Linked DNA regions of Homo sapiens: regions 2 and 3 are each linked to region 1. A link is a loop called in an ENCODE intact Hi-C map of the cell type or tissue named here. Cell type or tissue: adrenal gland. All regions are shown on one strand.

Region 1 (8,000 bases):
CCCTGTGGACACACATTTGGACCTACGCAAAAGTTATCTTTGCTTTGCCAAGGATCTCTTTAAATTCTGAGTCTTTTCCCAAGAAAGCAAACTTGACTCCGACCAAGCCTCCAAATCCAATGACCCGTTAAAGAAAAGACAGGGCAGGGGGATGGGTGACGCTCCACTTTGCAGGTTCAATCAGCAAAGTCCCAATGGTAGGAAGCTCCACAGGACAGACTGCCAGTTTCTCCAACAACTCAGTGACACAGGGGAAATGGAAGCGTGGAGGGGAATATTTGGATTAGAAGAGACTTTAGGGTGGAGTGATTCCTAGATTATATCGTTAAATACAAAAGCAAAGTGCTAAAGAATATCTGTAACATGCTACTTTTCATCGAAGGAAGAGGGGAAGGAAAATAAAATATACGAAACCTGTTCTTTTGTGAAGAAGAAACAGAGGAAGGATAAATCAGAAACCAATAAGACGGGTTGCCTGTCGGGGGTGGTTCCTCGAGGGTGTGGGCATAGGTAGGAAAAGGGTGGATGATGGGAATGACACAGAAGAATTAGAGGGAGTGACACTGTGTATACCTTTTGAATCGTTCTGACTTTTAGAATCATGTGCATATTTCATGTACTAGATTAAAAATTTTTTTTAATGAGAGGAAACCCAAAATAGAATACAAACAGAAATAAGTGGCACTAATAGTTTTACAAATGATTTATATACTTCCACTGAAAAGATGGGGGAACTAACCTAAGAAACTTTGGAAAACAGTGTTTTTATTGCATCCTCAAAGGCTAAAAATGAAAAGACGTATATACACATATCATACCATGACTAGTTGGTCAATTTTTCACAAGGGTATGGGTCACTGATTCTGAAACTATTTTACATGCCTTCTGGAACTGAGCAAATCAGTCAATAGATGATGGATAAGGAGATCAAAGATACACCAAGACGGAGAACCCTGTGATACTGGATTAGAATTAGGGGTGTCAGTAAGAACTCGTGGTTTTTAATGTGTATACAGGTGTGTGTGTGTGTGTGTGTGTGTGTGTGTGTGTGTGTGTGTGTATTTCCTAGTCTAGCTGCTGGGAGTGCCTAGAGGTAATGAGAGCCTGGTGGCAATGAGCACAGCCAGCACCCAGATCTTGATTTCTAAACACCAGTCTCAATACAACAAACCAGGGCTTCCAAGAGAAACAGCTCGTTCCAGGGCCAGGTCAGAGAAAGGACAGGAGGAGTCGGCAGCATCTCTTGATGCTATAGAGCAAGGAAGCTCCCAAAAATGATGTGGCTGCGGCAAACCACACGGGAACCATGGGAAGGGGGTCCCCAAAATGATGTGGCCGCGGCAAACCATACAGGAACCATGGGAAGGGGGTCCCCAAAACGATGCGGCCGTGGCAAACCACACAGGAGCCATGGGAAGGGGGTCCCCAAACTCAAAACCATGCGGCCGTGACAAACCACACAGGAACCATGGGAAGGGGGTCCTGATGGCCACAGCTGGGACAATTTGAACAACAAAAGTCATGGTCCATAGCCATAGAATAAAATAAGAATCCATAAGTCTATATGGATATGGAGAAATGAATGAATACACACATGAGGCAGAAAGGAAAGCTCTTACTCACAGAAGAATTCCACTAATGAAATGTAAAAGGAATGCTGAACATAGAAAAATCTCTATTCCATAAACACCTCAGCAATCATTGTTTTAAGCAAGAATCATGAATGGATGTTAAAACTAGTAGGCAAAAATATGATAAGAAATAAGCTACTTACATAGCCTCAAATTATCTCCTCACAGATACTTGTTAATTACAAAGGGAAAGAATGGTAAGTGAATAGTGGAGAAATTGGACATCCCAGCCCTCCGAGAATGAGAAGGACAGCATTCTTTCTGCGAGATTCCTGCCAAAAATGCATAACCCAAATCTAATCATGAAGAAACATCAGACATAACCCAATGGAGGGACATTCTACAAAATCACTGGCCAGTACTCAAAAAAAAAAAAAAGCAACAACAACAAAAGAAAACAAGATAAAGCGAGACTGGGAAGCTCTTTCAGACTAAAGTAGACAATTAAATGGGCAAATCTAAATGAGACCTGTCAATGAGATAAATCTAAGTGAGATTTGTAGGTTTGGTGATCATATCGTGCCCATGTTCCTCTCCTAATTTTGATCATTGTACTGTGTTATGTAAGATGTTAATATTTGAAGAATCTGGGTGAAGAGTATAATGGGAATTCTTTGTACTATTTTTGCAACTTTCCTGTAAGTCTGAAATTATTTCAAAATGAAAAGTGAAAAAAGAAAGAGAAGGAGAGGCTGGAGAGAGACCACACTCAGTCCCTCTGGGTGGAGCTGGTATGGGGCCTGACTCAAGCAAATGGGAAAGGAAATTCTGCCACCCTCAGACGAAACATCTGGAACCTGAGCTCTGATGATGACGGCCTGGCCCTGCCGCCTTTTAGAGACGTGTACTGGAATATTTCCAGATGAAATGCTGTGAGGCCTGGTTTTGCTTCTAAGTAATGCAGGAGAGGGGAGTTGGTCGGGGGTGCAGATGGGACAGAACTGGCTGGGGGTTAGGGCGTTAGGGTTGGTGGAGTTAGAGGGTGGATGCCCGGGGCTCATTATTCTCTTCTGTTCACTTTGGTGTAGGTCTCCAAAATAAGTTTAAAAAAAAAAAAATCCAGACCAGGCACAGTGATTCATTCTTGTAATCCTGGCACTTTGGGAGGCCAAGGTGGGAGGATTGCTCGAGGCCAGGAGTTTGAGACCAGCCTGGGCAACATAGTGAGATCCCATCTCTATGAAAACAAACAAAAAAAATGAAAAAAACAAAACCCTCCAGAGGCAATTCTTGGCCTGGTCAGGAGGGGAAGGAAGATGCCTGAGGGATGGCCAATTCCACTCCCTGCCATGCCCCTTATACCCTCCCCTCTCAGTGTCTGTCCCCACCAGGCCCTGTTCAGCCAGCCCGGGGCCTCTTCAGATTCCTCTCCAAGCTGAACCCTGATCCCCCAAATCCTGATTCAAGAAGCCCTCAGTGGAGGGTCCTCGTTTCCACCCACCTGCCCCTGCCCTTATGGGAGAAATGAACTCTAACCTGAGGTCCCTGGCCACGTCTCCCTGAAGCCCCTCCCCTAGCCCTGCTTCCTCTTCCTCCCCTGGGAGGAACGCTGCAGCGTGAGAGTGTCCTGCTGGCCCAGCCGGCTCCCGGTGGGGGTGCAGAGGAGGCCTGCTGTTTGTAGTTCTGATCTTCCTCTGTGTTGCAGGATGCTCTGCATGCCTGGACACCCCCAAAAGCCATCCACACCTTAAGTCGCTGGGACCACCAAAAATGTGTGCATACCATGGAGAACAACAATGCTGGCCTTTCCTGGTCTTCGTCGCCAAAAATCTGCTGTCGCAGGAGGTAGCACGTACCTGGTGCGATAACATGCTGGGGAAGGGGCAGCGGGAGAACATCAGCCTCTCCACCCTACCCAGACCGGACCATGGGTGCCCAGGCCGAGGGGAGAATGAAGAGACAGGGAGGGTCCACAGGAGGAGGCATGTGGTGGATCCCAAGGTGAAAAGCCCAAGATGGGCTTTCAGGACCTGAGGGCAGAGGGGAACTGAGCCTGTGCCCCATGGAGTGCCTGAGTGTCAGAAGATGACCATGGCACTGCGGAGATTCCTGTGCCATCGAGGGGCACGGGAGCCATCACGTGCTCTCCTTGCCCATGCTCCTAGGGTGGCTGAGAAGCTGCAGGGGAATTTGGGGGCCTGAAGGGCCTGTGGGCACAGCCACAGTGGAACTCATGCATGGATGCCTCTGAGGACATCCAAGACCAGGCGCTCACACACGCACGTGCGCTCCTCACAGTCCTCACACTCTGAAGCATCACCCAAGGCCCTAACCACAGAGCCCATGGCAGTGAGCAGCGGGAACCAGAATGCACTCAGGCCCAGCGTCCTGGTGCAGCAGACACAAGAAATAGAATCCATGTCCAGCTCTGGGAGATACACGAAGTGCCCCCTCTGGCACACCTGCGTGTGTGCTTTCTAAAAGACTAGAAAGCAGGAGGCAGCATCGTGCCGTGAAATGCCTGCCATGAAGCAGGCGGCCTTGTAGGCTCAGCACTGAGCCAGAAACACCAGACATACAGCCGACCAGGAAACTCAGGCCAGCCTGGGGCTCCCTGCCACACGCACAAGGCAGGGAAAGAAACCGAAACATAGACCGTTGCAGGTGAAGCCCCTGTACTCGGTGTCTGTTGCTATGCTGGGTTCATCCTGACTCAAGCCTCCAACACACCTGGGCTCTTGGACAAGGGCTAGGTCAGACGCACAGAACCCACTGTCCCGGGCCTCCCTCCCCTCCTTCCAGACCGGCCCTCGATTTTCTTCTCGGAAGAACTGCTGTGGAGTCAGGTGTCCCAACTGTGACATTGGGGCGCCACCTGGTGGTCATTATGCATAGTACTGTTCCTCCTGAACCCGTGTGTGTGTGTGTGTGTGTGTGTGTGCGCGCGCATGTGCGTGTGTGTGTGTGTGTGTGTGTGTGTGTGTGTCCCCGTCCCCATTTGAGTTCAATGGGCCACTGGCCAGGAGCAGCTTGGAAATGAGTAGCCTTTACTGCCTGGCAAACCTGATTTCAAATCCCAGCTCTGCTACTTACTTAATAATTGATCTTGGACAAGCGACTTAAATTCTATGAGCTTGCTTGTTCATCTGGAAAATGGGCATAATAGTATTCCTTCCCTTGAGCTGGGCACAGTGGTTCACACCTGTAATCCCAGCTACTCATGATGCTGAGGTGGGAGGATCACTTGATCCAAGGAGTTTGAGACCAGGCTGGACAATATAGTGAGACCCTGTTGCTAAAAAAGCAAATATATTAGCTGGCTGTGGTCGTGCACACCTGTAGTCCCAGCTACTAGAGAGGCTGAGGCAGGAGGATCACTTGAGCCCAGGAATAAGAGGCTGCAGTGAGCTGTGATTGCGCCACTGCACTTCAGCCAGGGCAAGAGTGAGACCTCACCCCTAAAAATAATAGTAAAATTAATAATAATAATATGCCCTCCATTACTGGGTTGTTGGAGGGTGGTCATAAACTGAAGCCACCACCGATTCTTCTACCCATGGTCAGCAGTGCTGTTTTCACACGGGAGGCCGGCTCCTGCACGAGGGCACAGGTTTCATGATGGATGACTCTTGTTTCTTCCCGCTGCCTCTCAGTCATGTTCCTGCCTCACATATCCCTCACCACCGAGTGCAGTCTTGAACTCACAGCAGGAGCTCCCTGGAGTCAGTGGGCACCCATCCTCAGCCCAGCACAAGCCCTGGCTGATGTGCTTGGTCTAGTGCCTTCTTTGTTCATACTTTTAACTGAGGGCTGCTGTCTGTTTGGAGCTGGTTCCATACCAAACAGCATTAATGGAGGCTCGGCAGGATGGGAGCAGGGCCAGCTCAGTGTAGGGTCTGGTCTGCCTGAACAGGGCCTGGAGTGTGCCTTGAGGGGGCATTCAGGCCTCTGCAGATGCACAGAGCAAGGAGAGGGTTGGGGAGCAGCCCAGGGGCCGGCCAAATGGGTCACTGCCAGCTATTGAGGGTTGGGCTGGGCTTATCCCAAGGGGCACAGCCAGTAAAAGTGGGCCCCAATTGCAAAGCCCAGATGTGGAGTGTGCTTTCCTTATAAGCCTCAAGGCCCCCATTCCTGTCCACAATTATACCTCATTAGAAATAGATGATATGGCCAGTGGCTTTCAGAGGGCTCCAGGGGAGGTTTTCCCTGTGGTAGTGAGAGTACACTTGCTCACCAAAGGAGAGAAGGCAGGCGCGCCCCGGGTACCAGCCAACCCCACTCTACAGCTCAGGCTGCCCCACCCAAGCCTGCATGAACTGCCCAGGAGGAGAGATTGGGTCCACGCTCCACTCACCAGCCAGACCCATCTTGGACATCTCACAATCTTCCACCCTCTCTCTTCAGGACCTGGCTGACCCCATGCAGCACCTGCTCACATCCTGAGCAGCAGAGAGGAGCTGCTCCTCTGTAGGACTCAGGAAGCTCACTAGCTGGGCAAGGCCAGGACAGGCATCCACAGCAGAGGAAGCCACGTGGGCCGAGGCGTGGGACAGAGGTCACGCAGGGGAACAAGGAGGGACTGCGGGCGGGGTGAGAGGCTGAAAGCCTATGGCCCCAGACACCTGCTCGGGGTTTCTGCCCTGATCTACCTGGGGCATGATCAGATGAGACCCCACAGATAAACTTGTTTTGTGAATTGCAGACACCGATCAGTGCTGAGCGAGTATTCTAGCTCTAGCTCTGGGAGCATCAGAACTTGGAGAGGTACAGGCCAACTTATCCTCTGTTCCTGATCCTCAGCTCCTCATACTCAATATTGAAATCCAAAAAGCTCCCCCAAAATTCAGTTTTTTTCTTTTTTCTTTCTTTTTTTTTTTTCTTGAGATGGGGTCTCGCTCTTGTCCCCCAAGCTGGAGTGCAATGGCATAATCTCGGCTCACTGCAACCTCCACCTCCCCACTTCAAGCGATTCTCCTGCTTCAGCCTCCTGAGTAGCTGGTACTACAGGTGCCTGCCACCACATCCGGCTAATTTTTGTAGTTTTAGTAGAGATGGGGTTTCACCATGTTGGCCAGGCTGGTCTCGAACTCCTGATCTTAGGTGATCTGCCCGCCATGGCCTCCCAAAGTGCTGGGATTACAGGTATGAGCCACAGTGCCCGGCCCAAAATTCGATTTTTAAAGGAAATCATTAGGTAGCGACACCTGCCCTGTCCCAAACTGCAGCCATTTCCGGTCTGACTCATCCCGCTTTGTGGGAGGTCGTTCATCACGGTGGAGAAAGCTTGGCGAGTTTGATGAGCGGTGCTCCCCAGGCCCCCCTGAGGGTGTTCTGTGACTGGCAGTGTTGTTTAAAATCTGAACATTCTGTGTTCCAAACCACAGCTGGCCCCAAGAGTTTTGGATTGGGGTTTATGGACCCCGATCCATGAGGGGCAGAAGTTGAAAAGATCTCCAGGCTTCTCCAAAATTTGACGTTCCTAGAACTATTTGTAACTTATAATTCTAATTCACTTATTTCTCGCCTCTTTTCTAATTGTTAACACTACACTGCGGTAGATTCCAATTTTTAGTTGTATATTGCTACATTTTTTTTGGTCAGTGTTCTGGTCAGTTATTTAGACCACATTGCTTTAGTCTGAAGGCTTGAGGGCAGTCTTTAATTTAAAACAGCTTAAAACATCCTTCCTTTCTGTCTCCTTCCCCATCCCACGCTAGGCCATCAGAGCATCATAGCCAAGCTGCAGTTGCCTCCCGCCGTCTTCTCTCTGGCCCTGCCTTGGGCTCTTGGCCTGCCCTGTGTCCCGGAGCTTCTGGCCCCTCTGGGAGCCTATGGTGCCTTCCTCAGATCAGTGTGTTTAGATTCTGAAATGATGCAAGGACAGCAAGGGAAACCAATGATCCTGAAAAACAGTTGTCAAAATGTTTTACAATTGTGGCACAGACTTATATGTACAAAGTAGGAAAACCACAAGTGGTACTTTGAGCCACCTAGAAGGATGATACTGTGAAGTGAACCTCTTTGTGATGGTGTGTGCTAATGAAACTGGTTTTGGCCTTTTTTCTCCCTCTGCTGTGGGTGCCCGTCCTGGCCTTGTCCAGCCAGCCAGCTCCCATCTGTCCTTGCTTCCAGCTTCCTCCCAGCTGCCAGAGATGTGAGCAGGTGTTGCGTGGGGCTAGCCAGGTCCCAGGGACAAGAGATGCAGGGTTGTGAGGTTGTGGATTGGTTTTGGTGGTTTGGTGATTGCTGGTTGGGCTCACGCTCAGCTCCTACCACATGCCCCGCCCCCCACCACAGGGCAGCTCCCTTCTTCACAGCCAGCAGGACAGTCTTCCAGGCTTCAGGGCTCTTCCTTCCCATCACACTCCCTTTTCAGTCTCACCTGATTAGGTCAGGCCCACCCGAGATAGTCTACCTGTTGATGAACTC
Region 2 (8,000 bases), 140 kb before region 1:
CTAAGTGCTTTCCCATATAGGATGGTCCAAAACAGGCTTCAACAGGTGAGTCTCTACTGTGTGCCAGACACAGCCACCCTTTGCCTGGGATCAGGGTGCATTGAATGCCCACCGTGCAGCCCCCTTAAAGGTCACACAAGACAGCCATGGTCCTTGCCTCGTGGAAGGGGACAAGAGAATGAAGAGGGGTTTACAAAGAGCACAGAGTAATGCTGACATAAGAGCTAAAGCTACAGAAGGAAAAAAAAACTGAGACTTGGCAGAGTCAGTCACTGGCCCAAGGTCACCCCCTGGTCTTGGCAGAGGTGAGGGCAGCACAGGGTTTGATTGCAAAGCCCAGGCTCTTTCACAGAGCGTCACAAAGTGCTGGTTGAATTTATGCCACCATCGCCACACTACAGGGCTGGCACCTTCCACTCCCGCCTTGAGGCAGGGCTCATGGCCTCCACTGCTGCTTGGACTGAATGAGTCCACCCACAATCCATAGGTTGGAACCTAGTCACCAAGGTGATGGTATTAGGAGGTGGGGCCTCTGTGGGGGGTGATCAGGTCATGGCAGGGGAGCCCTCAGGAATGGGATTAGTGCCCTCATACAAGAGCTCTGCCACCCCTTCTGCCACATTAAGGATGCAGTGAGAATATGGCTGTCTGGGAACCAGGAAGCAGGCCTCAGCAGACACCAAACCTGCTGGTGCCTTGATCTTGGACTTCCCAGCCTGCAGTACTGTAAGAATTCCATTTCTGTTGTTTATAAGTCACCCAAACAAAGTACTATCTATTTTGTTACAGCAGCCCAAATAGACAGAGACAATCACAGTGCAACCACCTTGAATCCACCAGCCCCTAGGGACCCCAATTTCCCTGTGTTCTTGGATCCCACGCCATGGAGACTACACAGAGTAAATGCTCAGGAAACACTTGCTGGGAGAAACTTCTTCAGAGCAAGCTCCTTCCAGCTCTGACAGGCCATGGGTCTGGCAGGGTCTGCCATGTTGACTGGGCTTTAGCTTGGCAGGTTAGGCAGTGAGCAGAGAGCAGAACCCCACAACAGGAAGGCGGGGGGCATAAGTGTGGCGGCCCCCCCTTCCATAGCCACACGTCGTCTCTAACCACTCGTCAGTCAGAGATCTTCCCAAGGAATAGAGGGGTGGCATTGGAATCCTCCTGTCGTCAGTGCTTCAGGCTGCGCCGTGCCCTCAGTCCGCTAGATTCGAGGGGAGCATGAAGCTTCCCTCCATCCCTGCCCTTGGTGGTAGGATGGGGGTAGGCAGAGACAGGAGAAATGTTGGGGGAAGGATGAAGAGCAGTGTGCAATCATCCAGAGAAGGGTACACAGGTGGGAGGCAGCACATAATAGGGACCAAGACTTCTCCATCCTTGAAGTCAATATCATCTATTTGTCATCCTCTTACGAGTCTTCAAGAAACAATAGAAATCAACAAGAATGAGCGGCAATAAGCCCATTAGCAAACAAGAAGGGAAATGACCAAGCTCATCAGTAATTAAAGAAATGCAACCAACAATCTTTCTTTCTTAATTATTGAAGAGGCAGTGATTTAAAAAATAAAATAAAATGGAAAACCCAGAGCCGCTGCCATAATAAGGTTAGTGCTGTGTGCTTGCTTGGTGGGGTGTCATTCTGCTGGCAGTTTGACCATAGGTATCAAGAGGCTTAAGAAGGATGATGGCTTATAATCCAGCAGCTGCATGTAGGGTATCTGAAATACAGACCAAACTTATGAACAAAGATGCTCACCATAGCGTCACTTATTATTTTGAAAAATAAGAAACAGCCTCAATGTCTTATAATAGAGGGTTGGTAAATAAATTACGGCCCATCCATTAGATAGAATATCAGGCAGCCAATAAGACGATTCTCAAAAAGGACTGCTAACAATGTGATGTGCCATTGGGATGGTCTGAGTAGAGCAGAGGGCTCTAGTTGACTTAAACAGTAAGGGGTGTGCTGTCTCTCAGAGCCAGAGGCAGGTCGTGGGACCTCATTCCCTCCAGCTCTCCCCTCGGATACCTCCTCTTGGCTCCTCCTAAAGCTGGTCTTGGGTTGCAAGGTGCAGCAGCTGGCCCGGGAATCCCATCCAGCTGCCACTGTGCCCAGAGGAGGAACAGGGACTTTCTCTTTCAGGATTGAGAAAACCCAAGAGGCCCCCAACAAACTTCCCCTTGGTCTTGTAGCCTGCAAGCGGGTGTAGGCCCATATGTAGACTAGTCCATGGCAGGGAGGGGACAGGCTCTACCAAACCTGGCTGTAGATGATGTCCAGGGTGGCTGCAGGCAGGACCTCCCACCTCACGTGGGAAATCATGTTACAGTGTAAAGCAGGAAAAGCAATAGCACCCCCAAAAAGTATATAACAGAAATTACCTCTACTGCCCTGGCAGCTCTCCTTTAATTTGAAATCATTTCAAAATAAAAAATATCTGAGATTACTTTCCTAGGTTACTTTAGCAAATCAGTGAGAGGTGAAGAGAGTGCACTGATGGTAGTAACATCTGTTTCTGTCATCATTTCCTTTTATTTTCTTGATAAAGAGGAATCAACTGTAACAACCTCGTTGGACTGTCTTGCAAGGGGTGGGTATTTAGTCAATACTAAAGCTATAGAACTGAAATATGCAAATAACAAATGTTTAAATTTGTTGCCTCCCCTTCCTAAATTGTATGTATAGCATGACCACAGTCTCAAACTGGGAGCAGAGCCAAAAGCTGGTGTGCAGGTAGTTTATTTGGAAACAGTTACCAGGGACTAGCCTGAGGGAACTGGAGAGAGAAAGGGGAGGAGGGAAAACGAATCCACCAAGAGCACATGGTTCTGTTGACCATCACTGTGGACAACTGGAGCTCCACCCCACTGGAGCCTTGTAAAATGTGGCTCAGACCAGCCACCCAGGAAACAAAATGGGGAGCGTTTGTCCACTGGGTCGCGTTCATGGGCAGAGCACACCGCACTTCTGGGCTGGCCATGCACAAAGGCTGAGGGCTGCAACATTGGAGAGGCACCAAGGGTGGTCACAGGCAAAGGGCCGTCACCTCTGCACAAAGCTGCTGCAAACCCACACGGAGCCAGTCTCCCTTGAAGTGGTGCCCAAGAGGTGTCTGAAACATCCTATAAAATCAAAAGCCCTGCACCCCGGCACACAGTGAGCTCGAGGGCACAGATTCTACCATAATCAGCTCTTCGGCACCACTGAAGGGAGGATCTCAACAAATGTTTGCTGAAAAAGAATGAAAAGCTGATAGAGGAAGGCACAGACAGGTTAATGGTTACCTTTGGGTGGGAGGTTAAGGGCTTCCCCCGACCCCATCTCTCTGTATTTCCTATGCTTTCTCTAATAGAAACGTTCTTTTCATGAGGAAAACATTGTATTTTCCTGTTTTAAATCCCCTCAATAATTTCAGAAGGTATTGCAGAGGAAGAGTGAGCCTCTGACAGATAAATGCTCTTTTCTCTCGAGTGATCTGATGACAAAGTCATCCACAGAGACTGGTGTTTCCCACTGGTCATTTTGATCTTAGCCAGCCGGTTGTCATAAATAAAAGGGCCGTCCCTCGCAGCCCAGAAGACAGGCCATGGGTTGAATGCTTTTGTTCTTTTTCTGGGAGTGAGGGGTACTGTAGACTGAACCAGGCACGTGGGCTAGAGAGGAAAGAACGCTGGCTTCAAAGCTGGCCAGGCTCTACTCCTGGCGATGCCCCCACCAGCCGAGTGACCTAGGGCAGGCATACAGCCTCTCTGATCCTCCAGTTGCTCTTCTCCAAAGCAGTTCCCGGCAGAGCTGGAGGAGGATCGGGAGCGAAGGGGCCTTCCTCACCCAGTGGGGCTCAACAAAGATCAGTTCTTGTGCCGTCCTTCCTGGTTTGTGATCAGACCATGCGAGGGAAAGCCGGCCCTGACAACTGCCTGCGGTGGGGAGCCAGGGAGGACAGGGCAGTGGGCGGGTGCAGCAGGCACAGCAGCCAGGACTCCCAGTGCCCGGGCCTGGGCCCATCCCCTTCACTGCATGGAGCACAGGTCAAGTGCCAAGTGTCCCGCGATGACCATTGATCACACAGCCCAAACAAGCCCGAGATTTGGTTTTATTTCTCCTCTGGAAATTTAAGGACAATAGCAGTCTCTTCCTTAGGAAACTTTGGAGTGGACCAAATCACATGTGCGTGGCACTTGATTAACAATGGCGCTACAAGGGAGTGTTTGATGTGCACCAGGGACTCTCAGCGTTTCAGTCCTCACCATAGACCTGCCAGCCCAATAGGAAACTGAGGTGGACAGCAGGGAGGAGAGTAACCTGTCCAAGGCCACATGGCTTAGTGGCTCAACTGGGAATGAGACCTGGTCTGACTTCAGAGCCTGAGCTCTGATCCCCTACGCTGTGAGTCTCTGGACACGGCGGTGCTGCTTGTTTATTTTTGCAGCGGGGTGCTGTTGTTGCTGACACGTCTGTGCCCATGTAAGGCTGGGCCTGCTGCTTCTGCTGGAGCTGGCCCTTTAAGCCTCCCGGGTGTGGGGAGCCTGCCCTATGGTGCAACCCTGTTCCCTGGAGCTGGCGGCATTACTGCTACAGTAAGGAATGTCCCTGGGGAGATTTAGTGCCTGGTGATAGACATGTGGGCTTGATTTACCCCCGCACTGCTCCATTCAGCCCTAGGCAGGCAGTGCACCGGGGCAGAGTTGGTGAATAACTAGAGAAACCAGAGGGGTGCACAGGGTGCTGGGCGAGGGGGCACGGAGCCCGCAACTGAAGGGCACTTTTCTGTGCCAGGCCTGTGATCTCAGCAACTACTCAAAACAAGCCTATCAGGTTACACATCCATTTTACAGAGGAGGAAACGGAGGCTCAGCGAGGTGAAGCCACCTGACCCAGGGAGTAGTCAAAAGAACTGAGGAAATCTTTGCTTACTGCAAGGAAGGGCCTCCTGGGACCATGGCATTTGTCTGAGCCTCTGGGACCAGGCCCTGGGGGCTCCGAGCCACTATCCCAGCCCTGCCAATCTTCCTGTCACCAGAATCCAGACCCTTCTCACAGGGCTCTCAGTTCTGCAAGCCCCCTGTTTCCAGTTAGTGAGAGACTCCCTTTATCAGCCTTGGCAAGGAGCCCTTCAGTCTGCCAAGCCCACCCCTGGGCCCTGGCAGGGTCTCTGGCAGGAATGGCTGGAGGGGCTTCCCTTTCTGTCTTCCATGCCGTCTGGGGACCTTCCCACCTCCTCCCCTTTGTCCTTGCTGTCTGCCGTCTGCCACCCCCTCTGCCCATCCCTCCTGTCCTGCCCAGGTGCCGCCTCTGCACAAGGCCTTCCCTGACTGTGCGCTCAGGGCTCTCCTCTTCTCTCTGGCCTTAGTGCCTGGTGACTGCACAGGATGGAGAGCTCAGCTCTGGCCTCTGCGGTTTTGCCCTCATTTCTGATCTCTCTCATCTGGCCACCTCCCCAGGAGATCTCAGGAAGATACCCTGCCAGGGCACCTTGAGAAGTCAGATGGTGCCATGGGCTCTTCCTCGCCTCCCAGCACCTGCCCAAAGCATCAGCCGGTGAGGACCTTAGCGCCCCAGTGCCCTCAGCTTCAGCAGCTGAAGGAGGCTGCTGGGCCTGGAGGGGAGCAGAGCTGGGCCAGCCAAGGGTGCGCATTGTGTGGCTATGCAGCCTGGGTGTGTCACCGCCTGGTACGCCCAGATGTAAGATGAGTGGGCTGACCCAATTCCTTTAATTCCATCCCTTTAGGAGACTGAGGTTCAGTCTCCACACTGTGCTCATTAAGGCAGGAAGGAGGGAGCTGCTCATGGCCCACAGTGGCCTATCATTTGGAGTTATTGAGCACAGACTGTGCCTGAGTTAGCCACAGAGCCCTGAAGGTGCTCCCGCCCCCCGGTGTCCTCATGAAACCTTGAGTTTCACTCATCACGGTGCTGCTATTGCAGATACTCTACTGGGCGGATGCCACCTGCCTGCTGCTTGCAGGATCGTAAATGGGCAGTGCCCAAGCAACAGAGCAGGTAAGCAAGGGAGGACATCCCCCGATTCCTCAATGGAGGAATCACCCCTTTCCCAGGGACACTGCAGATCTGGCTTAACTGGCCCTGGCGGAAGAGGACCTGGGATCCTTGATTCATTCACAATGTATCAACAATGCACCACATCTGTTGTGTTTGCTATTGCTTCTATTGCTTCCACTGCACCTGTTACCATCAGTATTAGTTCCCATGGGGCTACTGCAATGGTCACTGGATGGGAATCTGGAGACCTGGGTTCTAGGCTAGCCTCTGTGTGTCCTGAATTATTCACGTCACCTTTCTGTTGTGTTTGTCAGCACCCTCTCTGTTATAAAGAACAAAATCCCCAATAACACATTTCAAAAAGAGAATTTGTTGGTCACATAATTGAAAGCTCCCATAGTCTTGTGGGCTTGAGGTACAGGTTGACCCAGTGATTTTCGGAAGCATCAGGCTCTGGTGCTATTCTGCCATTCCTTTTGTCCTTCCTCCTGCAGTATACTGGGCTTTCTCCCTAGGCGCAGGCCCTTCAGGAGATCAGAAATACCTGCAACAATCCCAGGCCACATCTTCTCACATCCCTGATCCTGAGGAAGAGAGGGCCTGACTCCTCTCACTCCTGGCAGAAAGGATGCCCGTTGGGCTAGCTTAGGTCTCAGGCTGGTCCCCAAATCAATCACCATGACCAGAGGAACAGAACGTGGGGGTTGGCTTAGCTAGAATCAGAAGCCCACCTCTAAGACGAGGTGAAGTGGACTTTCCCAGGCCACATGGAGCAGTTAGGGAAGGCGAAGGTGGTTACGGATGGAGAGGATGCAACACAATTTACTTTGTTTGATTTTGGACAAATCAGTTACTCTTCCTGTCTCTACTTTTTCATTTACAAAATGAGAGCATTTGTCCAAAGTCCGTTTTCTTTATTTTTAAAAAGTATTTCACCTACCAAAATCAAAAGGATCCAAAGTCCCTTCTAAAGCTAATATTCTGAGACTGCCCGTCATCTTCATCTTCCGTGCTGAACCACTGAGACCACAGCAAGGGCCATAGCTTGCCTCATGCTGTCCATGAAGAAAGGGTTTCCTGGGCAAAATACTGAGACCAGGTCTTCACCAGCAAACAAGCATTGGTTGTGTTCTCGTTCTGTGCATGTGCACATGCTACTGCTGTGAAAAATCCTCGGAGGTATAAGGCCCAGTCCATGGAATTCGACAAACGTTGACTGGGTACCTACTGTGCACAGTGCAAATTAAACATAACAGTGACATGGTCCAGTTGGGAGATCTCCAGTTGCAAAGTCCATTGGTGCCTCCCAACAGTCCTGCGAGGTGGACAGATGACAAGAGAATAAGACAAAAGAGAGAGAGGCAAGAATGGCTCACGGTTGGTACGGCCATGACTGTTCTACGTGTTCAGGGGCAAGGCCGTGGCTCCAGGCTTAAGTGATTATGAAGGGGGAGTCACTTGAATGCACTTTGAAGGCAGGGCTGGCTACATTATTTGTGAGGCCCAGTGCAACGGGAAAACATGAATCCCTACTCAAAAAGCAGGAAAAAGTGCCTCTCAAGGTACTAACATATAAAGCTTTTTTCTTTCTTTTGTGGTTTCTCTCTCAACTTGTGATGTTTGTTTTGTTTGTTTGCTATTTAATGTTACTCTAGGTAAATAAAAGTAAAAACTAAATTATTAGTAAAGTTAAACTATTAGAATACATTTTACTCTTTATCTTTATAGTATACAATGGCAGTTTTAAATGCAAATATAAAAACATTTAACTCCTATGCAGAATCACTAAAATTACACACTTTGTATTTCAAAGCATATACAGCATATGTGTTTTGTTCTCACCAGAACAGTGGAAACAGTAGAATACTAACTCGACTGTTTTTATTTCACTTCTTATTATGCACACATTCTACCAACGCTCTCCACCTCAGCTCGCTGATGAGGAAGGAAAGACGTCAAGGAAAAGGAACTGCGGGTGGCCCTGTCTTTCCCGGTCCTT
Region 3 (8,000 bases), 240 kb before region 1:
GGGCCCCCCAACAGTTGCCCTGCTTTGGGAGGGGGTTGGAAGGGGCTCTGGGGTCTGGACCCTGCCCTTGGACAATGTCCTCTGGATACTGCCTTTGGATTCTGTGTTGGACACTTACCTTCTACGGTGACCGCCGGCACAATCAACTGCCCCCAGTGGGCATACAGAGGCTTGGACAAAGGAAGGCTCCTGGTCACAAGTGGCAGGGCTAGGTCTGCCCAAAGCCAGGACTCTTTGAGCCTCCTTCAAGGTGGTTGAGCCCATGCCCCTCATTCTACGGAGCTCAAAAAGGAGACCCAGAGACCTGAATCACCTGCTCCAGGCCCTCTGCAAGAGAGGGCTGAGCCAGCCTGGCCACTGAAGCCTCCCAACCCATGGTGATGTCGCTGGGAGGGAAACCGAGACACCACTCTCTGATCTTACCCCATTCCTGGACCCGCTACATCCCTTCAAGGCAGCCAGTGCAGGCTTGGTTCTCACCCCCATTTTGCAGGTGAGGAAACTGGGGCCTAGAAAGGTAAAGTGACTTGTTCATGATCACACAGCAAGTCAACTGCCTCTGTTCCCAGGATGCTTTCTGTTTTGTGGCCATGGTTAAGAACAGGGCCTTTGGACAGAAACCTAAATCAGTAATCTTGACTCTGCAACCAACTAGCTCTGTAGACTTTGGCAAGTTGTTTGAAGTCAGTTTCTCCCTCTTTAAAATGGAAAAGGATGTTATAGGGTGGTGCTGGGGTCCTTAGCCTGGTACGTCTGCCTGGTACTTTGAAGCACCCCACAAGCAATGACCATTACCATTCCCCGGGAGCCAGCCAGGGCCAGGGTGGGCGCTGGGTCTGCCTGGCTCAATTCCCTCTCTGAATCCAGGCCCCCACTGGACAGAGGCTGCCCCGGGTCTGGAGCTCCTGGCGGAGGTGCACCGCCTGTCTCTCCCAGGAGCGGGAGCGCGCTGAGCCTCTCCGGGGGCCATGCCATTGTTTTCTTCTGCCCCAATCTGTTTTGAATAAACCACGTTTTCATCATCTTGAGCAGTAATCCCCAGCATGAGAGGAATATTGTGAAATGTCAGCCCTTTCTGGAGGAATCTCAGCAACATGTTTTTTAATGTTCAGCATCACATATGGGGACAATAAATACTGAAAATATGTGGAACAGAACAGAATGGAAGAGTGCTTGGCACTCGGCTCTGCTTCCTGCCGCCCTGAGTCTGATTTTTGCATCACAATAAATTAGCCAAGGGTAGGAGAGCCCCAGAGGCTCCCTCATGAGCCCCCTGACCCCAGGAACCAGGCTTTGAATTCCCGGGCTCCAGTCTCCGGGCCCATCCCCAGGTGTTCCCAGGAGAACTACATGCTGGTCCCTCACAGGCCATGCCCCACGGGTGTCACCTGCATCAGCGCTTGGCACACCTGCTAAGCCGAAGCCATCTCCCCGCCTGCAGATGCGGTGCTGAGACTCATGAAAGGGGCGCTGGCTGCTGGTCACAGAGCTGGGGCCAAGCCTGGCTGTGAGGACACAGCGCCTGGTGCTCTTTTCCGGTGAGGGCACAGGCTTCCAAACTGCCAGAGCTGGGAGGACCTCAATGATAAATTCACCTTGTCCATCCTCCTCATCCCAGAGGTGAGGAGGTGGAGGCTGGGGGAGGGAGGAACTCACGCAAGGTCACATAGCATGCTAGAGAGCCCATGTTTGAATCGAGTCTAGACCCTGATGAGATGCTTGACCTTGGACCAGGCATCCAAGCTCTCTAAGCCTCAGTCTCCTTATCTGCAAAATGGGGATGATACTCACCCTTCAGAGCTCCTGGGAGGATGAGGGGAACCACCCACAAGAGGCTCCCAGAACTGAGCTTGTGGCAGGAAGGTCAGCTTCTCTTCCTTCCCCACCTGCATTCTTGTCTGCAGCACGGGATATGAATATTTGCCCTGCCTGCCCTGTGGAAAAGCAGTTGAGGGAAGGGGATGTTCCTCATCAGTGATAAAGCAGTGGCCTACCTGTACATTTGCATCAGCATCATGGCCGGCTCTCCAAGGTGTCCGGGCCCTGGGCAGTTGGCGTCAGCCAGCTGGACAGGCTGACCAGAAAGCACAAATGACCCCAGGGAGGGCCGGCAAGGAGGGCAGGCGAGCTTCTGCTGCTGACTGCATCCAGCCCAGTGGACAGAAGGTCACTCTGGGAGCGTGTGTTCTGCCTTTTAAAGATGCAGAAGTTCAGGTTCAGAGAGGGGAAGCCACTCACCTGTGACTGTCCAGAGGGAGTACCAACCCCACAGGCAAAACCCAGGCATCCCCAGAGGCCAGGCCTCCCGCACTGGGGTGTCTTGGCCACCCAGTGGTTCTTCCCTGCTGGCTTATGCTCTGCAGGCACCTGGGAGGCTGCCCTGCTGCCCACCTCCCTCCATCGTCTGTTCCATGCTGGTCACCATCTCCTTGGGTCTCTCCAAGAATGCATGCGCTAGCTGACAGAGGGGCAGGTCCCAGCCAAGAGAGGACTTGGGTCAGTCTCGACTCTGGCCCTTGCTGTTGGGTGGCTGTGGATCAGTCATTTTACCACTCAGCTTCTCTTTTTCTTTTCTGCAAGGTGAGGGTAACTCTCCTGCCCAGGACTGTTGGGGCTTAGGACTGATTTATAGGACATCCCTGGCAGCTAGTAGGTGCTCAATAAATGAGTCACTGCTGCTTTCTGGGATGAGTCTTCAGGCTTTTCTTCCTAATCTGCACCGGTTTCCATCTGTGCAGGGCCTGTTTTGACCTTGTCTCAAGCTCCCCAGGGTGCCCCCACAGCACAATTTTGGTTCCAGCACCCCCCTCTGCCCCGCCCCTCCCCTGCAGCAGCTGGTTCTCCAAGGCCTTACATATAAGTGAGTCATCTGTTTTGGTCTGGGTCCTGTTGGGGACACTGCCTCTCTCAATCCCTGGCCAAGTGACCTGGCTCTTCCCCAGCAAATCATGAGAAGCACTCACCTACCCACCCCTCCAGCCAGCCACCCACCCCTCTGCTGGTCCCCTCCTCTGCTCCGTTTCTCCAGCCATTCCTGTGTTTGGGCTTTCACATCCCCCTTTACTTCTCTTCTTCACTGATTCATTCACCTCCTGGGCCAGCACAGGGCCTGGCACATAATAGGTGCCCAGTAAAAATGTGTCCACCGATTAGTCCCTCAGCCATGTGTTTGCCCCTTTCCCAATCTTTCATTCAGCAAACCTTTATTGACCTGCCTCCCGACTGCTCAGGGAATTTTTGGGACTGGATCTTGGCAGGGGGAGTCCCATGAAAATGGCCAGAAGAGGAGAGGAGGAGTCCCAGGGCTGGGGGAAGGCAGCAGGGGAGGTGGTTTGAGGTGCTGGCCAGGAGTGGAGGAAGCGCTCAGCCTCTCAGGGAAGCTCAGCTGGGCAGGGCTGGGATGAGCCTGGGAGGGGCAGAGTGGAGCTTCGGCTTGTTTCGGATTAGGAACTCCTGACCCTAGGATGAGTGGGGTAGATGGGGCTACAAAGAGAGAGAGATAAAAGAGCAGGAGAAGGGGCTGGGGGATACCCAGGCGGAGGAGGCCTGGTGTTCAGGTGCCCACAAGGGGCCAGCATGAGTAAGGAGAGAAGCCCAACATCCTCTCTTCTAGGACAGAATCCAAGGTTTGCTCAGTAGTTGAGGAGAGAGGGCCTTAAAGGGGAGCCACCTGGTGGCAGCATACCCAAATTACCGACTAAGCCCTCAGATGAAATGGTATCTGGAGTGGGAGGTGTCATCCCTGCCACACCTGGGCAGTGCTGAGCAGCTGGACTTCCTCTGAAAGCCTGAAGGGACAGTGTCCACACAGCCCTCCCTGCTCTTATCTGTGTTACCCCGGAGGCCTGAGGCAGTGACTGGTGATGGCTATGTTCACAGGGCTCCTGTATAGCCCTGAAGCGTCTGTCTGGCCCTGAAATCTTCCCCATACTACAAAATGACTACCCTTCAATCCCCCACACACAGAGCTCCTGGAAACCAGGCCAAGGAGCCCGGGGACGTGGGTGGGACAGAGTGATGGGGAAATCATGCCAGGGAGGGCGTGCCGGGTTGTAAACGCTTCCACCCTGGATCCCCATTGGGTGGATCCCTCGGAAAGGGCTATCCCCCACCACATACTGAAGGATAGCAGGAAGGCAGGTGGCCCCAGTGTGGGGTAGGGTCCCCTTGGCCAGGGTAGGAACTCTGACGAGTCAGAACCCAAACCCGATCAAGCCCACTGCTGTCCACGGCCCCCTAGAAATTGTGACTGTGACTTCCTTCCAATCAGCATGGCTTCTGGGCTGGGTCTCTGGACAGGCCTTGAGGACATGGGATCCCATCCGGCCAGGCCACAGAGGAGAGCGAGACCCTGCAAAGCTGCATGGTCAGTCCAGGCCACGCAAACTCTTGGATCTCCACTTTTTGGCTCAGCTGCCCCCAAAGTCATCCTTGGCTCTATTTGCTCTCTAAGCCTCAGCAGTAATATTAATAAGGATAATGATAGCAATGGCTCCCTGGGTTCTGGGCTCTATTCTAAACTCTTACCCCATTCAGATTCATTTCATCCTCACAACCACCCCAGCAGGCAGGAGCTACTGTAAATCCCATTTTACAGGTTGAGAAGTGGAGGTAATTTGCCTGGGTTGCACGCTGTTGCTACGTGCCGGCGCTCCACACCCAGCCCTCTTAAACATGGTGTGGCTGGCAGTGGGGGGTGGGAGCCAGGTGGTGACCCCAGTTGCATTCTCAAACAGTGGCTTTATTTCACAGGGTGAAAGGCAGGGCACTGGGTGGTAAGACAGCCTGGAGGATGATGAAATGTCATTGGGAGCCTTGGGCCTCGGGGTCTGGCTCCACTTTGGTCCAGTGGTCCAGGAGCAGTGTGGAGTGGGTCCTGCAGGCCCAGGATGGGGCCACCCAGGGGCTTTAAAGCGGGTGGCTCTATGCCCTGGTGACCACCCAGTCCCTCTGCCCTGCTCAGAGCCTTCCTCTCCTGGGAAATTTAACAGACAGCTGGGCTTCTGCCCAGTCCCTCCAACCCAACAGTCTTCACTCTGGCTCGCCCACACCTCTCAGGAGGCCCCTTGTGACGTGGTGTTTTCACACGTGATCTCATCAGCGCCCAGACCCAGCCTGGAGACCTGCGTTCCCTCTGCCTTGGCCCCCTTCCTGGGGGCCCCTCCAGCCTCTCTCATCTCCCAGCCCTAGGGCCCCTCTTCACGGTCCTTCAGGCCTGTAGAATTATGTCCTGATTCCTTGCCATTCAAAGCCTGCTGTGGTCAGGCCCCAGCCAACTGCATCTCTCCCTGTTTCCACCAAACCAGTGGCAAGACAACCCTGAACCCCCTCCCCTAGCGCCCTGCCAGAGCCAATGCTGTTCCCATTACCCAGAAATTCTCCTTGCTCCATCCCCCACCTTAACTCACTGACACCCTGCCCATCCCTTGAGATCCATTCCAAATGCCCCCTCCTCCAGGAAGCCTTCCTTCACTGAGGATTCTGAACCTCTGCTACATCTTTTTAGCTTTCCCAAAGCCTCCCTCATCCTTCAGTAGTTTCTTGAGAAAGAGTATATGGGAGGTAAATTTTTGAGAAGTTTTATGACCCACATTTTTATTCTACCCTTATGCTTGATTAATTTACCTGCATACAAAATTTCAAAATTTTGCTCCACTGTCTTTAAGCAACCATTGTCCAGTGCTACTCTTTTGCCTGATCCTTCATAGGCAAAGTAATTTTTTTAAAAATCTCTGTACATGTCTCCAATTTAGGAGCTTTTTTGGGGTTCTGGCCGGCTTTTTGGACTTCCTGTTTTTCTATAAACCTCGGTTTCAGCTTTCTCCACAGGGCTAAAGAAACGACCCTTCTCCTATCTGCATTCAAGCTTCTGAAATTTTACTGATGCCTCCTCTATCATACTCTTTGTCTTAGCAGATTTTCACCTTTAAACATCTCTTTACTGTCATGCCAGGGTGTCTCAGGAGTAGGCAGGGATAAATTCGTGTGCCCCATTAGCCCTATTTGAGAAGTCCCTTGGGAGCTAGCTTTGAAGTGCCTCCTGGCTACAAAGGCTTGGCGCTTTGCTCCCAGGCACCCGGGCTGCCCTCTTGAGTCACCTATGTAGGGCCCTGGTCTACGTGGTGAACGTCCCTAACCAGGAGCAACTACAACAAATCAATGAGGGCCTGTTTGTGGGTCTGCCGTGACGTAAGCGACGTGCTTGTTTAAGTGAGGCCCTCCACAACCTGCATCATAGCCGTTCTTATGGTGAAATGTTGACTGAGGCTGGATCCCAGTACTCAGGGAAAGACAAAAGTCTCAGGCCTGGATGGGTAGGGAATCACTTTGCAATAGGGGAGGAAGGGCTTGTCCACACAAAAGAACGATTCCAATGGACAGTGGATGCAGAAACACGGCCCTACCCTGTTGTTTGTCAGTAGTAGCCCACGGTCATAGGGGTGTCGAAGGCCTTACTTCTCTTCCTATGCCCTGCCCTGCTCTAAACCCAGCGGGCAGAGGGCAGTCCGCTGCACCCAGAGTCCCTGAGGCAGCTCTATTCCCGGGCAGCTGTTAAGCCACTGAGTGTCTGTTGCGCATTAACTACTATTACTGTTGCACATGGTGTGACGGACATCAGGGAACTCCAGGAGTTTCATGCCAGGAGTGCAGAGAGGGTTGGAGTAGTGGAGCAGTGCGTCAATCAGACAATCAAAGAGGGAAGGCAAGGAGGAAGGGGAGAGAAGAAGAGTTATTGCGGCCCCACTTATATTTGGGGTAGCCATATAATTTGTAATCCAAAGCGGGACATGTTTGAGAGTGTGGGGCACTATGAATAATAATGCAGGACCCCAGGCGTAACCTGGGCGGTCCCAGGCAAGCTGGGCTGTAGTATGGACTCCCTCCCACTTCAGTACAAGATCTCACTGAAGCCCTAAAACAGTCCTATAATTGGATGGCATTGTCTCCTCATGAGGGGACAGTCTCTCCGAGAGCACAGGCTCCCTGGTTCTGGGCTGTGTGTGAGTGAGGTTATGTGTGTGAGGTCATGAAGCCGGAGCTGGCACTGGATCTCAGGTTGGTATGATTCTGTCTTTTCAGCCTAAAACCTGCCTGTTCAGAGACGAGGTTGTTTGACGGGCTAGGTTAGGGGGTCAGGGCCTAATGGAAATAGGGGACTGGAAAGATTGGGAAGATTTTCCAGGCAGCTCAGGTACCCAGCGAGCCTGGGGGTTAGTTCCAGGTCCAGGCTCCTTAGGGCCACAGGAAACCTCGAGGCCATGGCCTGCCTGTGCTGGTGGGATCGAGTCAGCAAATCCACATCCCCCTGACCCAGCCATGCTCTTGGGCCCCATCAGAGAGGCCCCACGGGATTTTCCCCACTGTCTTTTCACACCTACATAAATCTGTGCACATGGTCACAACACAGAGAGTTAGGCCAACACAAGCTATACAGGTGCAATCCACTTGAAATGTGGATGTCTGCAACTTCACAGATATGACAAGAATACGCACGCGCAGACGTCAACATGCTCCATACACACACCCAGTAACCCTTACTTCGGCTTCATGTGCAATGTGTGCATAGGGGCCTCGGGCGGAGACTTTCAACAGTTACCATGTGCCTCACCCCCATGACACTCCCAACCTCTCTCCTGGGAACCCCTGCCCCCCTCTCGAAGGGTGGCAGCTTTGGGGCCCAGCCTTTATGCAAATGCCAAGCCACAGCTCACTCCATCTTTTCTCTCCTCTCTAATTGACTGTTTTCCCTCCTTGCTGGGACTGCGGGAGCCCCGGGTCGGCATTCAGAAGGGCTCTCCCCCCACTGCCCGGCCCCTCCAACCCGAGCTCCCGGCCCTTTTAATCTAGTTACTTTTCCATCAACACACTGGGAGAAAGACACAAAGGGGCATAATCGTATCTGTGGCTGTTGATGTTCAATTAACCACATAACCTTTAGGCGCTCTCTCTCTCTCTCTCTCTCTCTCTCTCTCCCCCCCCTCCCTCTCTCTCTCTCTCTT

What was found. Hi-C counts contacts between places; a loop is a spot of excess contacts. Peaks named below come from ENCODE experiments on the same cell type or tissue, not always from the same donor. Only the 100,000 strongest peaks of a DNase experiment are listed, where the experiment ranks them.
Region 2: it touches region 1 in a loop (2.6-fold over the local background); 13 of 110 quality-filtered maps call a loop at or near these places.
Region 3: it touches region 1 in a loop (4-fold over the local background); 17 of 110 quality-filtered maps call a loop at or near these places.

What each region holds. Positions count from the first base shown.
Region 1 is chr2:120,676,015-120,684,014 of GRCh38, forward strand. No RefSeq gene overlaps it. Among named protein-coding and RNA genes, the nearest start is that of GLI2, 56 kb to the right of the region's middle. In adrenal gland, a CTCF peak has its summit at 4,444 (motif pointing left); DNase peaks (open chromatin) are centred at 3,968 and 4,357; H3K27ac peaks cover 857 bases; H3K27me3 peaks cover 290 bases.
Region 2 is chr2:120,536,011-120,544,010 of GRCh38, forward strand. LOC105373585 (a long non-coding RNA gene) reads right to left here. Exons shown (of 4, transcript XR_001739681.3): 4 at 7,866-8,000. Among named protein-coding and RNA genes, the nearest start is that of LINC01101, 74 kb to the left of the region's middle. RefSeq lists an enhancer at 7,501-8,000. In adrenal gland, no CTCF peak of the experiment used is centred here; DNase peaks (open chromatin) are centred at 4,403 and 4,661; H3K27ac peaks cover 1,616 bases.
Region 3 is chr2:120,433,728-120,441,727 of GRCh38, forward strand. No RefSeq gene overlaps it. Among named protein-coding and RNA genes, the nearest start is that of LINC01101, 29 kb to the right of the region's middle. In adrenal gland, a CTCF peak has its summit at 3,695 (motif pointing left); no DNase peak of the experiment used is centred here; H3K27ac peaks cover 620 bases.